Linked DNA regions of Homo sapiens: region 2 is linked to region 1. Evidence: chromatin loops called from intact Hi-C (ENCODE). Cell type or tissue: B cell. All regions are shown on one strand. Each heading gives the region's core, and the rest is flanking DNA. Links, peaks and the distances in the headings are about the cores only. Region 1 overlaps POC1B-DUSP6 (POC1B-DUSP6 readthrough). Region 2 overlaps LINC00615 (long intergenic non-protein coding RNA 615).

What was found. Hi-C counts contacts between places; a loop is a spot of excess contacts. Peaks named below come from ENCODE experiments on the same cell type or tissue, not always from the same donor. Only the 100,000 strongest peaks of a DNase experiment are listed, where the experiment ranks them.
Region 2: a loop joins it to region 1, with 4 times the contacts of the local background. A loop is called at or near these places in 7 of 110 quality-filtered maps.

What each region holds. Positions count from the first base shown.
Region 1 is chr12:89,457,504-89,465,905 of GRCh38, reverse strand. The region is part of intron 9 of POC1B-DUSP6 (POC1B-DUSP6 readthrough); the gene reads left to right. It overlaps POC1B (POC1 centriolar protein B), which reads left to right. Exons shown (of 12, transcript NM_172240.3): 10 at 6,188-6,268. Among named protein-coding and RNA genes, the nearest start is that of GALNT4, 63 kb to the left of the region's middle. In B cell, for the core only: CTCF peaks have their summits at 3,701 and 3,903 (motif pointing right); a DNase peak (open chromatin) is centred at 3,935.
Region 2 is chr12:90,941,280-90,949,681 of GRCh38, reverse strand. It overlaps LINC00615 (long intergenic non-protein coding RNA 615), which reads right to left. Exons shown (of 5, transcript NR_038868.1): 4 at 3,191-3,258; 5 at 1,013-2,027. Among named protein-coding and RNA genes, the nearest start is that of CCER1, 9.7 kb to the left of the region's middle. In B cell, for the core only: a CTCF peak has its summit at 4,419 (motif pointing left); no DNase peak of the experiment used is centred there.

The sequences.
Region 1 (8,402 bases), core at 73-8,072:
CAGGCACTTCTGCTAGTCTCCAGTTGTGCATCTAAGTATATGTTTTTGTTCTTTGTTTTTTAAACTATTTTCTAGATTTTGTTTAATCCAGCCATATCTTGGGATTTCTGCCTTTGCTTTTCCCTGGTAGTGTTGACTTTCAGTTCTTGGCTATAATCTTTGTCTTTTCCAACTTCTGACAATCTTTTCAGTTCTTCTAAAGTATTAATCATGTTACCACTTCTTTGTACTACTTATTGTATTATCATTTTTCTTTTATTTAAAAGAAAAAAGTAATCTAATTTGGTTTTCCCATTTTTTGCTTCTGTTTCTAGTTATATTTCTTATCCCTGTGATTATATAAATTCATATAAAATACATGTGAAATATATTTTAATTTAACTTGAGTATTTTTTTCTTGTATTATCCAAGTTGGTTTTATTAACTCTTGGTATTTTTATTCTGTCATCTTGTGGTTTGGCCAAGATTGATCAGGAGGGAAATATCCATTTGGCCACTTTCCAGGGTGTTGGGTGGCAGAACTGCAGGCTGATCCCGAGACTGCTTTCCTCGTGAATTAGGTGCTATTTCCATGACTCCACACTCACCTCAGCACAGAGACTCAAGCCATTTTTTCTCTGATTTACTGTCAGCCCTAGTTCATTTCAGAGTGCTAGGCTTTCTTTAAAATGTCAAGGAGTTGCCTGAGTGGCTCTGCTCTTATGGTATAGCCAAAAAGCCATTAAACCAGCTGGGCTGCTTTGTGTTGCTGGGTCAGGCTGACCCAGGCCATGCAAAGCCACTCTCAAACAAATTTTTCACGTATACCCCTAAAAATTCTATTAAACACTGACTTTTCTTCATCGTGGAATTAGAGTTCAATTGCACTCTACAAAATGCTGAGCCTTGTGACTGAATTTTTTTTTTGTGACCTTAAGGTAGTCAGCCTCTGTGTACACAGTTTAAATTATCTGTAAACATGCATGGCTGCTTAAATTAAGTATAAAACATGACTTGCTTTTGTAAAACACTTTGAGGCCCTGTGATATAAAATGCCAGAAGAGTGATAGGATTCTGTATATGAACAACCAATTGTTGTAATTGTTTCTTTTTTTTTTTTTTTTCCTGAAAAAATCTCTTGGGCCAGGTGCGGTGGCTCATGTTTGTAATCCCAGCACTTTGGAAGGCCGAGGTGGGCGGCTAATGATGTCAGGAGTTCGAGACTAGCCTGACCAACATGGTGAAATCCCGTCTCTACTAAAAATACAAAAATTTGCTGGGTGTGGTGGCGCGTGCCTATAATCCCAGCTACTCAGGAGGCTGAGGCAGTAGAATCGCTTGAACCTGGGAGGCGGAGGTTGTAGTGAGCCGAGATCATGTCAGTGCACTCCAGCCTGGGCAACAGGGCAAGACTCCGTCTCAAAAAAAAAAAAAAAAAAAAAACTCTTATAAAAAAGTCAAGGTTATGAAATTTTCTAGACAGGGAACAACTTTAGTATTATGAATAAATAATTGTTAAGTACCAAATTGTGTTTTAAAGACTCTACTTCAAATTAATAAATATGGATCCCTCACTAAGCCAAAGACTACTTAGTTCAAAACTTTCACACAGAATGGAATAGTCAGAATAGAAGTTGTGCTGTGTTCATTTATGATTAGTAAACTTTACTTTGAAATACTAAATTCAGTAGATTAAGTTTTTTTCAAAGCTTTAGGCAAATTTACATGCAGTTACTTGGGAAATATTTTAAAACTAAGAAATCTTTTTTTGAGGTCAGTATTAGGATTTAAGGAAAATAAACATCTTATTAAAATATGTAGAATAAATGGTATCTAAGTGAACTGATGAATTTTTCTTTCTCTGTTTGCAGTGACCATGAGTGTTTTATTTCTGAGTTTGAAACGAGATAACATTTTTATGATTTGTATTATGTTTTCTATGAGACTCATCTGAATTGCATAATCTCAATCTGCTGAGTAAAATAGTTTGGCCTTTTGCAAAAGCCACCCCTTTGCTAGCCTTAAGCGCTTCACTTGTTTGAAGGTGGGGAATCCTGCAGAGTCTTAGATCTTGGGTACCAGCTGACTAAATGTATAAATTACTAATTCCTACATGGATAGAGGGGGTGATAGCCATATTACTTTTAAAATAAATGAGAGAAGGAGGCCACATGAAAGAAGGCATGAAATATCAAATTCTCTCTATGTGAAATAGCCCCCTCCCGGGTTCTTCCTACTTATCTAACTACAGATCCTTCGTAGTACTCCTGGCCTAGGCACTCCATCTTAATTAAAAACATGAGAACAGTACCTCTCTCTCTTTTTTTTGATGGGAAAGAAGCCCAGTTTTTACACAAGGTATCTTGACCCTACCCATGTTGTGCTATAGCACATCACTAGTTCATGCTGACTTTATCTTCTTCAGACTGTCATGAGTTGGATTGCATTGTCCTGCCCCTAGACAAAACCAGACTTTCCTTCAGTGTGTGTGTGTGTGTGATATTTTTCTCCGGAGCAGCAGTTCCCTTCTTTCTTACACATTTTGATGAGAAGACAGTAGAGCCACTCTAAGCGATGGCGATAGCTCTTAATGACAGTAAAGCATCAAAATAGTTATTCTAGGAGAATTGCAGAATATTGTAAGCAGGGATTATAATTGGTTAAAAAGATTTTTTTAATAAAATAATGTTCTGATGGCTTTCAGTTTTTTATGGCCATTTTAGATTACCTTAACATATAAATTGCATATGAAATTCTGTATGATATTTAGCAGGAAGGAAAATGTCCTTTACCTTAACCAAATATTTATATAATAATATTTTGTGATAGTCTGACCATGATTCATTGTTGAAAAGTACAAGTGATCAATTTAAGTTTTTAAGTCTGAGATTGGGTTTTTATCTCAATCTTCTAATAAGGTTGAAAACATCACCATTTATGATTTTTTAAAATGACCACTTGTCTATCCATTTTGTATTCTACTTCTAACTGGGGTATATGTTTATACTGTTTCAGGCCTCAGTAAATGTTCATTACATGATGATAAAGTCTAACAGTTATACAAGACTGTTCTAAGTGTTTTATACAAATTAAGTTAATATTCCTAAAATCTCGGTGAAATAAGTACCACTATTATCCCATGAGAAATTGAGGTCTATGTTAGTTAAATCTTAAAGTTAGTAAGTGGCAGCAGTAGAATTTCAACCCAGGCACTCTGGTTCCATTCTGTGTTTTTAACCACTTTGATGTAATGCTTCAATATAAACAAAATTACATTTTATCCTGTTAACAGATATTAAAGTATCTGTGTGCTGGACGTTGTACTAGCTTTAGAGTATGCAGCAGTGAACAAGATGGGCATACTCCTTGCTCTTTAGAAGCTTGTAGTCTAGTGAAGGCTTATGGAATTTATTAGTAGAGGTTTTATGTTCGTGGACTCCTCAGTATCATGGACACAGAGAACCTCAATGGGGGATGTGGGATGGTACCTTTGAGGTCATACAGGCTAACCTTTACCTCATTCATTAGTCCCAGTTATATACCCTTGTTCAGCCATGGAGAACTTGGCCTCTCATAGGCAGCCCACTTCATTTCAAGGCAGCTCTAATTATTAACATATTCTTCCCTTTAATAAATATCAGGAGCTACAAGGTACTGTTAGTATTCCTGAGAGTTAGCTAGCAAAGAATTTAACCATATCACCCCCTCAGCATATTTTCTTTATGGAGAGGACTATAAATGTTACTTAGTAAGAACTTCCAGCTCTATTTAACTTATGTGGCAGCAACTTACGCAGTTAAATACTGTTAATTACATCAGGACTTGTTTCCCAACTTGTAGGTCAAGGATTTTTTTTAATGACAGGTGCTGACTCTACGTGATTTAGATTTCTTGAGCAGTTTCAATTTCAGATGGTGCAACTAGATTGTATTTTCTAGGTAAATAATTTTCTGTCTACACTAGGTGGCAGTAGATAAAAGAGAATAAAACGTATGCAAGCAGTCTCTGGACAGGGAGTCTTAAGATTAAAAGGAAAACAAGTCACTCTCACATTTCTGTTCTTTACCTCAACTCTGGACTTAGAGTTAATGGCAGGAGGCTGTGTTTGATTTCTGCTTTATGGGACAGCCAGGAAGAGATAACGGTTTTGGCTAGCTGAGCTGATTGCCCCTCATCCTTACCATGCACAGCTTTATTCCTTCTTTACTATAGCATTGCAGTTATATCTCCCCTTTAACACACTGGCTGGATAATTATAAAATGATTTTACTGTTTCTAAAACTACAGCCATACCCATCAAGCATGGTAAGTGCTTTAAAAATTATTCCACTCCTCTTATCACTGGCCAAGTCTTCATCACTACAGACCTGGATTAACGCTGTAGTGTCCTCACTGCCGTCCCTAATGTATTCATGACACTTTATGTGTCTGTCAGATTACTCTTTCAATTCAGCACATTGTAGCTTCCAACTTTCTGTGCCTTCCCAAATTCCTTCACCCTTCACAATTTGACCCTTGACAATCTTCTTTCTAACCCTGTGTGAAAGTATGTCAGCATTCTTCCACTATGCCATGAAGAATGCTCTTTTACTCATCTCCCTCTCTGTTTTTGTTTTCTAGATCTTTTATTAAAGAGCCGTCATATGCCGTGTTTCCTCCATAGGAAGTCTTTCTCACTGTCTAAGCCAAGCTTGTCCAGCCCACAGGTCACATGCTGGCTTTGAATCCAGCCCAACACAAATTCGTAAACTGTCTTAAAACATTATGAGATATTTTTGCAATTTTTTTTTTTTTAGCTCATCAGCTATCATTAATGTTAGTGTATTTTATGTGTGGCCCAAGACAATTCTTCCAATGTGGCCCAGGGAAAGCCAAAGATTGGACACTCCTGATAAGCGCTCAGTCAATAGTTTCTTCTTTAAGGTTCGTTAGTACACTTATTGGTACCATTCATTTGATATAAAACTCTGCTATCTTTGTTGCTCTTTGTTTACTTCTTTGTATTCATAATGTTTCAATTTTATTTTTAATTTTTATGTCTTTTCAAATTCTGAAATAGCCTCCCTCAAAGTTAGTCACCACTCTAGGTAATCATTCTGTTGCTTTTCTTTGTAACTTTATATATTTGAATCTATAATTATTGTTTAATTTTGAATGAGTTTGAACTTTATGTAAATGGAATTATATTGAATGTATATTTTCCGTAACTTACTTTTTAATTTAACATTAAAGTCCTGAGATTCATACATATGAATTCTGAATTCATGCATTCATAAATTGTTTTCACTGCTGTATTGCATTCCAGTGAATTTGTCACTGTAGTAATTCTTACAGCCTGTTTAACTGTTGATAGACACTTAGGGTACTTCCAATAGTTTTTTGGCCATTACAAACAATGCTGCTACAAACAGTGTTGGCGTCATTGAGCTTTCTAGTTTTTGCAGTCTAATAGGTATTAAGTGGTATTTTGCTTTAATTTCACTTTTCTCATTACGAATATTCTGAATATATTTATTTTCCATATACAGCACTCTGTTTTTGAGTTATTTATGATACAGTTTCTACTTATTTGAGCCTTTTTTAATGTTAACATAAGTTTTATTCTTTTCCATAAGGTCTTACTCTTTTTTGTATGTTTATTCTGATGTATTTTTAAACTTCTTTGATATTGTAAATGGTGTCCTTTAAAATTTTGCATTTTCTAACTGTGTGCTAGAATGCAGAAATGCAGTTGATTTCATATATTGATTTTGGGACTAACTTAAACTCTGACTATTCTAATGATTTAGCAATAAATTCTAGATAACATTATATATGAATGAGAATATTATTTCTTTCTAATTGTTATCTTAATACCTTTTATTTCCTTTTCTTACTGAACTGGCTAGGATTTTTTTCTTCATCTTTTGAGGTGGGTCATTTTATTTTATTTTTAATATTCCTTTTTAGGTAAATTACATTGATTTTCTAAAGTGAAAACCTTTTATTTCTGGGGTGAATTCAACCTTACCAAAATGATCTTTTCTTATACGTTGATAGAATTGGTAGGCTAACATTTAGCTTAAAATTTTTTTTATCCATAGTAATGAATATACCAATATATTTTAATTTTAGAATATATTAGAAAATGCCCTCCAGGTTTTTACAAATAGTATTTGGTTTCTTATGGTATGAAAATCTCATAATTTTTTTTTATGTATATACACAGATTAATCCAAAGCTTGAGGTAATCGATTTGCAGATCTCTACTCCCCCTGTTATGGATATCCTTTCTTTTGATTCTACCACAGTAAGTCGGGTTTTTTTTTTTTTTTTTGACACTTAAGTGGCATTTAATCATTTGGCATAATCCATTTTCCTTTAAAAAATGTTGGGGGAGGAGATAAAACGTGGCCTATGTAGCCTAACATTTTAGTATAGGAAAAACTTTATAGTCATATTTACAATGCATCTAAATAGTTTACCACAAGGGGGGAGCAGCAACAATTTCCAGGAAAGCTTTTTTTTTTTTTTTTTTTTATACTTTAAGTTTTAGGGTACATGTGCACAACGTGCAGGTTAGTTACATATGTATACATGTGCCATGTTGGTGTGCTGCACCCATTAACTCGTCATTTAACATTAGGTATATCTCCTAATGCTATCCCTCCCCCTGCCACCCCACCCCACAACAGGCCCTGGTGTGTGATGTTCCCCTTCCCAGGAAAGCTTTTACTTTGAGGTCCCTGAGCTCAGTCTAATCCATACCCACTGTCTCACGTATTAAGATGCCACCCAGGTAACATTTCACATGCTGTTGCAGAGCAGATTCCCTATTGTGTTATTTGTCCTTCAGAGGTGCTAAACTTACTTCTAGTCTTCTCATTAGAAGCTGTAAGAAAAACAGCACTGCCGTTGGTTAATCTCTTTTGATGGATTATCCATAAATTAAGAAGTATTTCTAATACTTACAATTTTGTTGATAGAAATTACATATATAAAATTTATTTATTCAGTGTTTTCAAAATTTTCAAAGATTAAGAATTTTAGCCTTTCCATTTAGGATTCTGCTAATTCTTTCCAAGGCAAATCACTGCCACAGTTGATCCTGCTAGTCAGTGCAAAACTAATCGTAAGAACAAATGGGAAGAACAGCGTGGTCTTTGACGACACTACTGCTATGATGTCAGTTTAGTTAAATATTTTGGGTACATTTTTAATTTGTAGCCAAAATAAAACCCTGACATTATGACATTACAAATTCTCTAATAGATCTCAAGAATAGTATTTATTGTAGAGGAATTCTACAGAGGACTAGTCCATTTTGAGTCTATCTTGTACCAGAAACCATTCTAATTATTCAAGGGTCCTTTCAGTGTTAATCCCATAGCAGAGAAGCCTCCTAGATCTCTCATTAGGAGTTTCAGTGACAAAAACGAAGTGAGGGTAACCAATGAGCTGATGGTTAAAGGGAATTCCAAGAATCACTGGTGACCACTAGGACTTCAAATCGATCTGTGTTCTTGTTTCTTACAGTATTCATGTTTATAACTCTAGCAGCATTGCTGCATTAATAATTTAAGAAATTAAAAATTAATGGGATGTCTACAACTTGCCACAGTGCTTGGCTTATAGTAGGTGTTCAGTACGTTTATGTTCAATGAATTACTCCAAATGCATGTTGTAGAAATTTACAAAATCTGATGAGTTAGGTTTTCCCCCTGTAGCGAGAAGGAGCAAACAGGAGGTTTATGAGATGTGCTGCCTCCTTGTGAGGTAGTCAGTAGACTAAAATTGCACATTTCTGGCCTAGAAAATATCATAGATCATTAAAAATCTTTGGTCCACCTTTTGAGACTCACTGTCTCTCCCAGTACCCTTCAAGTTTTGCAAAGCCTCATTACGTGAGGAATCCAGACAGTTTTGACAGACAGTGCTATTGAGGTGGGCATAACTGCCTCTTAGCAAGGGACAGCAGGATGTCCCTTGTAGTATAGATTGTACATATCTATTGTAGATCATATGTGTCTGTTGTAGTATACATCTATAATACAGGACCATAACTCGAGGAATATATGGGGTATGTGGGACTTTGAGAAGACAGTTCTGTATAACAAACACATGACATTTAATAGCTGTGCTACAAAACAGAATAATAAAATGGAAGAGTAAAATTATTATCCACAAAGGATAATATTAGGTTGAATTATATGAAATTGTCATTTTGTAGGCAAAAACAGTCTAATATCAATGACTTCACATGGTTTCACCCAATATATACGCATTAAAAGGAAGACTCCACTAGTATATAAAAATCCAGCAAACAAACAAACAAACAAAACACAGGAAAACAAAATCTTGTTTGCTATAAATTGGTTTGAGATTATGCTAATAAACTCCCATCTAGGTAGATTGTAATCTGGGACATAGCTGCTTGCTGCCAA
Region 2 (8,402 bases), core at 357-8,356, 1.5 Mb before region 1:
CTTCTGGTAAAATAGTGTGTAAATGGACACTTCACATTGTCTACTGCCATGATTTTTAAAGTGTGGTCTATGAACCAGCAGCACTGACACCCAGGTGTTAGATCCATTGCAGAAGCCTCATGGGAATTTAATGATTAAGACTATGGTTTATGCATTCAAAACTATCATTTATTGCTTGTGTGACCTCAGGGTTGTTACTGAAATTTTGACATCTCATTTTCCTCATCTATAGTACCTACCTCATGGATGAAATGAGATTGTAAAGACTAAGTGAGATAATAGTTACCAAGCACTCAGAACAGTGGCATTCAATACTTCCTAGTTACAATAAGTATTCAGTAAATACACAAATGAGGTCATAGACATGTTATGTGGTGTCTAAAAGTTACTTGTTAGTGATGCGAGCAACTATAAGTGTAAAATCTCCCAAAATAACAAAATGATTAATTAACTCTGCCCTATTTCCCCTAGTGTAACTCTAATCAGATACATTACCTTTGAGCTGCAGATACCATTATGCAGACTATATGAGAACCAGTTAAATCTCTAGAGTTGAACTCTTTCCCAAGATAATATTCTCTGTCCTTTATCTCCCCTCTGCCCCTGCCCTTGCCCCAGGTCAATGATGTTTCCTTTTACGGTTGACATTAATGCTCTAATGGTTGGTGCTAAGAATTACCCGTCCTTTTCCATAGAAGCAATGGATAGTTGAATGCATATTTTCAAAATCAAAATCAATGCAACTGTAATACTTGAAAAACAAATTTGTTTGTAGTGGGTTAATAGTTTATATAAGTGATGTGACGACAATCTAACACAGGAATATTTTATGTGTACGTATATCAATATACACATTTGGTGGGAACAAATGCCTGAGTGGGATAAATTGTTATAAATGTTGCTTTGTTGCTTCTCATCTATAATTAAAGTAAAATCAAAATTTTACTTTAGAAAAATATTCGTAAGAATTTATAGGTAACTTTATAAGTGTATAAGATAACTGGATATCATTCCTAATATTACCACTTTATTGAAGGTTCTGTTTTATGCTACACTTAAAATTAAGCTCATTGTAGATTAAGATACAGTTACAGATATATGAAAATGCCAAACAATATTTAATGCCTGTTGTAAGTCACTTATGTAGAACAGTTAAACTATCAAAATGTAGACGTTAGATTTCAAAACACATTTGAATACATGCAAGGTGGTTAATATACATTATCACATTTAAACATATAACTGTCCTATGAACTAATGCTTTATCTCCCTTTTTATAGATAAAATACCTGAAAATCAAAGGAAATTGTTTCGAGACCCAAGTCCTCAATTTTGTTAAAAGCTGTAGGTACACTGTGTTACTTGAACATTCTGTTATTTTATTTCAAACAACCTATCTAGAAACAAAACTTCCTTTAATAAATTTGACCTGAGTCCAAGGAGGGTAGGCACCTAGAGAGGAGATACTTAAATCCCTGTTTCAATTATAATTCTTATGCTAGCGCACACAAATGTCAAGAGTGTGATATGCAAGGTGTAATTCACCCTTGCCAGGCCACTGGGCTGGAATCAGTCATCCTAGAGTATAAGTGCTTTTTGTGGTCAGGAGGAATTAGAAGAGAGTTATTTGGAGGATCAAGACACTGAAGAATATACTGCTTGAAAGGTGCTTGTATTGGTTCGAGCCCAGAGAGTGGGACCAACAAACAATACAAGGCGGTGTGGAGCAACATGCTGTTTTAACGAACGCCTGGCTGCAGGCGGGCTGAGGCCTAAGATGGCGTCAGCCCCAAGTGAGGACAGGACAGGGGTTTTATAGTCCTCTGTAAACAGGAAGTGTCCCAGTCTGACATGACTGCTACGTAGTACACGATGGCCTCTTTCTCTATCTTCAGGGGTACATGTCTTCCGGCCAGGGTAGGTGTCTTCTGGCCAGGTAGATGTCTTCCGGGCAGCTCTCGTCCTGCTTTTGCTATCTTGCTGATGCACGCTGCTGGCGCAAGTGGTCTTGCGTCTTGGGACTGGGCCTCAGAAGAGAGGAGTTATTCATTCCCTTAAGCTTTCAGGCCCTGCGAGAATCTTTTACTGCTCTACCTATATATTGCTGCATGGTAATATGATCTAGTAGTTCTACTACAAGGGGCAGGGGGAGAGGCAGGGAGGGAGTGTTGGAGACAAATGTATTCCTGGAACAAACTACATTTAAATACTTCTCTGGCATTGCCTTAAATCAAGTATACTTTCATTTCAAGATAAATCCAGTCAAGATGGGTATAACAAGTGCAGAATTTAACTTTTAGATGTCAACCATTTTAGAAATCCGCTTACATATAAATACTTGTATAAATAGAGGTACATAGCAGAGTTTCTCTAACAGAAAAATCCTATATTCAGAAGGATTCCCAAGGGGAGTGACTGACAATTGCCCTCCTTGAATAATGGGCAGCTATAGGATACTACATAATAGAGCTAAAATGTTCTCTGTAACTATGAACACTAGGTCCTAATGCCCTACAACTTTGAGCCCCTAGTGACTTTTGACAACTTGCTAGGGTCATTTCTCCACTGCACATGCTATAGTACCCTAGTGGGTCTACCTTAGTATAACAAAATTATTTCCAACATGTAGACCATGCATGTATTTCTGACTCATTTCCAACTACTAAAGTATCTATAATTATCTCAATTATTGTAAAATTTAACATACAAACAATGGCTTTAAATAAAAAGCTTGTAGACTTTGTATGTTGAAAGGTCATCAGCTCAAATCTTTTATTCCTCCCTTCTTTTTATACAGAAAATATATTAATGTTTTCTATATGAAGATCACATGCAGAACTGTTTTTTACAATTTAAAATACATGGTCGTATTTCCCTCAATAAGAAGTTCTAGTTTTAATTTAAAAAAAAAAATTGTCCTGCCCAGTGCAATGGCTTATGCCTATAATCTCAGCACTTTGGGATTGTATGAGCCCAGGAGTTTGAGACCAGCAGGGGCAACATGGAGAAACCCCATCCTATCAAAAAAAGTAATGTTTGTTATCTGAGGCATTGTAACCCATGGCTGTGGTCTCAGCTACTCGGAAGGCTGAGGTGGAAGGATGGCTTGAGCCCAGGAGATGGTGGAGGTTGCAGTGAGCAGAGATGAAGCCACTGCACTCCAGCCTGGGTGACAGAGCAAGATGCTTACCTTGAAAAAAAAAAAAGGAAGGCTTTTGTTTTTGACCACAGATTCCACCAACTGGTCCTAGTTTTGCACTATAGGAAAATAAACAAAGGTATTATATTTCAAACACAAAAAGGACTTGGCTGTATTTGGACTATCTTTTGGAGAAGCTCCCCTACTTATTTACACCATTGTTCATGTTACATAGGTTTTGACTTACCTTCTTTCTAGGCTGCTTGTTTCATTCTAAATCTATTTCTTTTTCTTTTTTGGATGTTGCTTTTAGAATGGTTATTCTCAACTTAAGACACTAATCACATACTATCCATGCACTCTTCTCATGAGCTGGACACTGTGTTTCTATCTAGCTATTAACCTTGTGCTGCCTAAATTCAATACTGTGATTTCAATAAATAAATACAATGCAATATTTAGTGAAGCATAGACAGTACCAAGAGTTGTAATAAAATTTTAATGATTACTGCATGTTCTCTTACTTTTTGATTTCTTTCAAATTCTATTGGTGATATTTTATTATCCCAGGAAGGTTATTTTGTGTAAACTTTTAACACCTAAGACTAGAAATCCACATTTCTCTTTAAAAATTTAGATTTGACATTAACTGGCATTTTTAGCTGTTATTTAAGCTATTAATATTGGCATCTCCTGATGGTTTCAGAGGGCATTTGAAATTTTTATAATGATTGATAGTTCTGTTATCATGCATTATTTGTGTATCCTCTCCTAAATATATTTAGATTTTTAGCATGTCAGTTTTAGGCCTAGTAATTTAAGACTCTTAACTGGTGTTAATTTACCATTTATCACAAAAATTTCTATTAGACTACACATTTCATATGACATTTATCATTAAATAGTACCACCAAAAGCAGAATTTTAATGCTGCCATATATAATTACAGTTCTTATTTTTTATTAATTTTTATTGATTGCAGAATTTCCTTGAACTGGGAGATTATAATATAGGATGGCAAGCTGAGGTCAAGACTAAGTGGCTGTATATGTTCCCCTGGCAACCCCCAGTGGATTTTTCCAAAATCAATGTTCATCATTTTTTTAAAAAGAATAATGAGTATTTAATGTTTTCCCCTAGTCTTAAAAAAATTTTGTGAATTCTACATTATTTCCTGAACAAATATTTAAATACAAAACAAATTTAATAAAATGGCTTACTTTTCTCTCCTTCACTGTCTATATTGCCTTCTTATGTAGAACTTATGCTCCACAACTATTAATATATAGGTGCCACCTAGTGGCAAAGGCAAAACATTTAAATGTAAGCTAATGATAGATGAGCTGTTGTACTATATTCACAGATGCATTTTTTAGAACACATAATACATTAATACAAATGCAAAAAGAGTACTGTAATGGTATTGTGACAAAGCACCGTATTAAGATAGATATTTAAATTATTTATTTGAATATGCTGCTATACGGCTTGGTGTTTAAAAGTTAGTATCTTTTTGAACTATAAGACTAAGCCATAAACATAAATTACCAAAGTGTGTGAAGGAAAGGGGGAAAACATTGGCCCAGAAGAATCCTTGTATGTCTGTGGATTATTATTTTGATAAAGTTATAATAATTTTATTCCATGAATCATATTTTATCTGAAGGTGTTTCTACAATACTTCTGTCTATTCAAATTCCTTTTGACAGTAACACCACTAATTAACATTCACAATCTGCACTGACAGTGTATTTGTTTTCCTTTAAATAGTGACAATAAACAAGACAATTATCAAATTTGAAATTGCTAAACTAAATAATGCTTAACACTTTAATCTCAAGCAATAAAAATGAGAGTATGTATCCATTGGCCTGGTAGTGAAAGCAGGACTTGTGATAGTCAATCACCTCCTGGGACTCAAACATGGTGTAATGATCATGGCCACTAATTAGAGTACATCTTGTTAGGGAAAGAAACAAACTTGCTTGTTTGTTGGTCTGGCACCCAGAAGATAATTAATATTTTTATTGCTGCCTGATTCCCAGCTCTTTCCAGCTGCTATCTAGGTCTAGTGGGAGCACAAATCAATGCTACGAGCAGGCTCTGCCTTAGCCTGAGAGATAGTTTCTGCCTTTACAACTGCCTTAGTGATGCATTCATCAGTTCTTCCACAGCGCTTCTAGAAAGAGGTGCTCTGTACTTCTTGCTTTGTACTTCCTTAACACTTCACTTTATTGATACTTCCATTATCCTTTCTAAATTATCGTTAATTACCTGTGGTTCTCTTCTGTCTAAAAAAGGTTATAGGTCAAGGAATTGATCATCTTTCTACTTCCAGTGCACAATCTTGCACATAAGAAGCCCTTAATACATAATTTCAATATTTAAAAAAAGAATAAAATAAAAATAAATCTATGAAATGATCTATGATTCTTAGGTAGTTCCAACAGAGAAGCATAATTACTTATCCATGTGTGTACTAAAACCTACTTCATTAGGAAAGCAGAAGAAAGAGTAAGTAGAGACTCAGCCACATCTCTTGTGCTCTAAACTGTGTGGTATAATAGCCCTGTCCTCATGCATAGATTTGCACAGGAACTGAACACAAAATTTTTTAATGTAACAAGAAGCTCTTGGTTCCAACTTGCTGGGCCACAGAATCACCATGAGTATAAACCATCTTAAAAATGCTCATGGCAATGTTCCTGTTTCTAAAAGGCACATGAAAATACATTTTTAGATTATTATAATTTTACAATTTGGAGTACCTGGTGAAGCTTAACGTAGCCAACACTTATTTTATTCTGTTTCACTTTGCTGAGTGTTTACCTTGTGTAGGACCTGTGCTAAGAACATATGCTTAGTTTAGCAGTGAGAAAGCCAATGCTAAGAGCTCTTGACCAAGTTACCCAGGATCCCACAGCTAATAGGTGACAGAGGTTGGAAACCACATAGTCTGTTTCCTTATATCATTAAGTCCACTCTGAAATGGATGGGAGTGTGATGAAATCTTAGATTCAGTTCAGATTATTCAAGGACATAACTTTGAGTCAATAGCCAAAGCCAAACTTTTGCAGTCATACCGCATATTGTAATGCTGTCCTGGAAAAAGTGCTGAGTCTCAGTAATTGATGTCCAAAAGTTCTGTGATAAATTATTTATGTGATGAGACATTTTAAAGAGAGTAAAGAAGCAGAGTGCAAAACTGTGCTAGAATATTCACATCATTAAAACTGTTCCCTGGCCCCTTTTCCCTTTCTTCTAAGGTGAAAGTATAAAGTTCACTCTGATTGCAGAATTCTTAATTCTCTAAATTAGGAATCAGCCTTTACTAATGGAAGTAGGTAGAAATGGAAAACTGCTAGCTACTGGCAGGAGAAGAGCCCAAGAGCTGCTATGTGGCAGTCACAATTAGGAAAAAAATAAAATACAGTATAAAAGCAAAGTAATAGCACTATCTGGAGGTCTGTTGAAAGAAAATGGATATAATGAAGAATGAAAGTTAAAGGTTGAAAAGATTTGCCATGAAAGTATCACATTTCAGGGCAGGCAAAAATCTAAATAAACAATATGGATTAGATTTAGTGAGAAATAAGAACTCGTCTAAGAACACTATTATAGGTAAGATATTATAACTCCTATTTCACTAAAAGTACCATCAGATTCAGCTAGAAGTAAAGGAAAAGACAGAGAGTTTAAATGTTGGTGTACCTTAAAACATATTCACCTTGCAAAGTGAAGATAATTAGTGCTTCTTGAATTTAGCGTAGCTAAGGAATGTTACAGATGGATTGCCAAATAATTTAAATGATTTTAATAAGCAGGGATAAAATATCAAGTTTACTTATCCAGGTATATAAATTCATCTTAGTTCATCAAAGAATCTTTTCTATTCCATGATCAAATATACTACTGATTTCTAAAATTTTATATCTATATATAGAGAGATATACACACAATATGTATATATATACACAAAATAAATAATTACATACATATAATTTCATATGACATAACAGTTTCCTTTGGTGTACCTCTAGCTCTTGATTATCTATCAAGATGATTATGGCAGGGATAATCTCAAAAGGGATAGAATAATTCATATTTACCTTTACCTTACAAAGATTAACTATGCCTTCTACAGTAGACTCATTTTTTTTGTGAGAGGGTTATAGATTCTATAAGCATATACTTAACGCAGGGGACAGGCCTAATTTGAGGGGCTATTTATTCATTCATTTACCCATTGTGTCGCATGTTCCTTCTAAATGCCAGGCATTCTTCTAAATGCTATTGATACATCTAGGAGTTATATTCAAATTGTTTAACCACTGGTTCTACGGGCACCAAGTAATCAGAACAGACACTGCTCAAATAGCACCTCAGGAATAATTGTATATAAAAATACTCACTGTTACCAAGAGGTTTTCCACTTAATGGGGAAGACTGAGTTAACAGGCAGTCACTAGACAGTTTGACAACTGTTCTAATAATTGTAAACACAGCATACATAAAACTTTTTCAAATAATCCCTTAAGTTTTTCCCTATTAGACTCTTGCCTACTTTATAATCTTGATGCATTAAAATTTATGATCCAAAAGTATCTAATTAACCAAAAATTATCTTCAGAGCATGTGATTTAATTTAAAATTATACTTTGACTTTTTAGAAAGTTGATTTTGAAATTAGTAGCTTGTTTTTATAAAACAAAACATAAATTTTTCATGGCTGCTAAAGTATCCATTTCAACTTAAAGATATGTTGCATTCTTTCAAGTTCCCATATCTGCAACATAGCATGTAAAGATTATAACGTGGATCATATTTTATGTTAAATGTGCTTACAGAAAATGCAGTGATTCTCTAAGACATTTATCAAAAACATCAGAAATTCAAGTACAGTAAAATAACCCATTTTTACTTGAATGAACCAACTAAATTATTTCCCACTTTACTTGCCCTCATTTGGAGATCTTGTTATAAATTCTCAGAAACAAATAAATGAGTTTAAGGAGAAACATCTTTGTTAATTTCTGAGGCTTAATTGAGATAGAAATTCTTTTACATGTAAGAATCTTAACAATTGTACTAATTAAAACTATTATTTTTAATTGTAAAAATTGTCAAAAATATAAGTTTTATACTCATAATCAGATGGATATCTATTTTGTAAAAAATTCTATATTCAAAAATCTCTCTGGATATGGAGAAAGTCATTAAAATCAAGCCCTAATGAATAAACAAAAGCTACATGCAGTTCTGT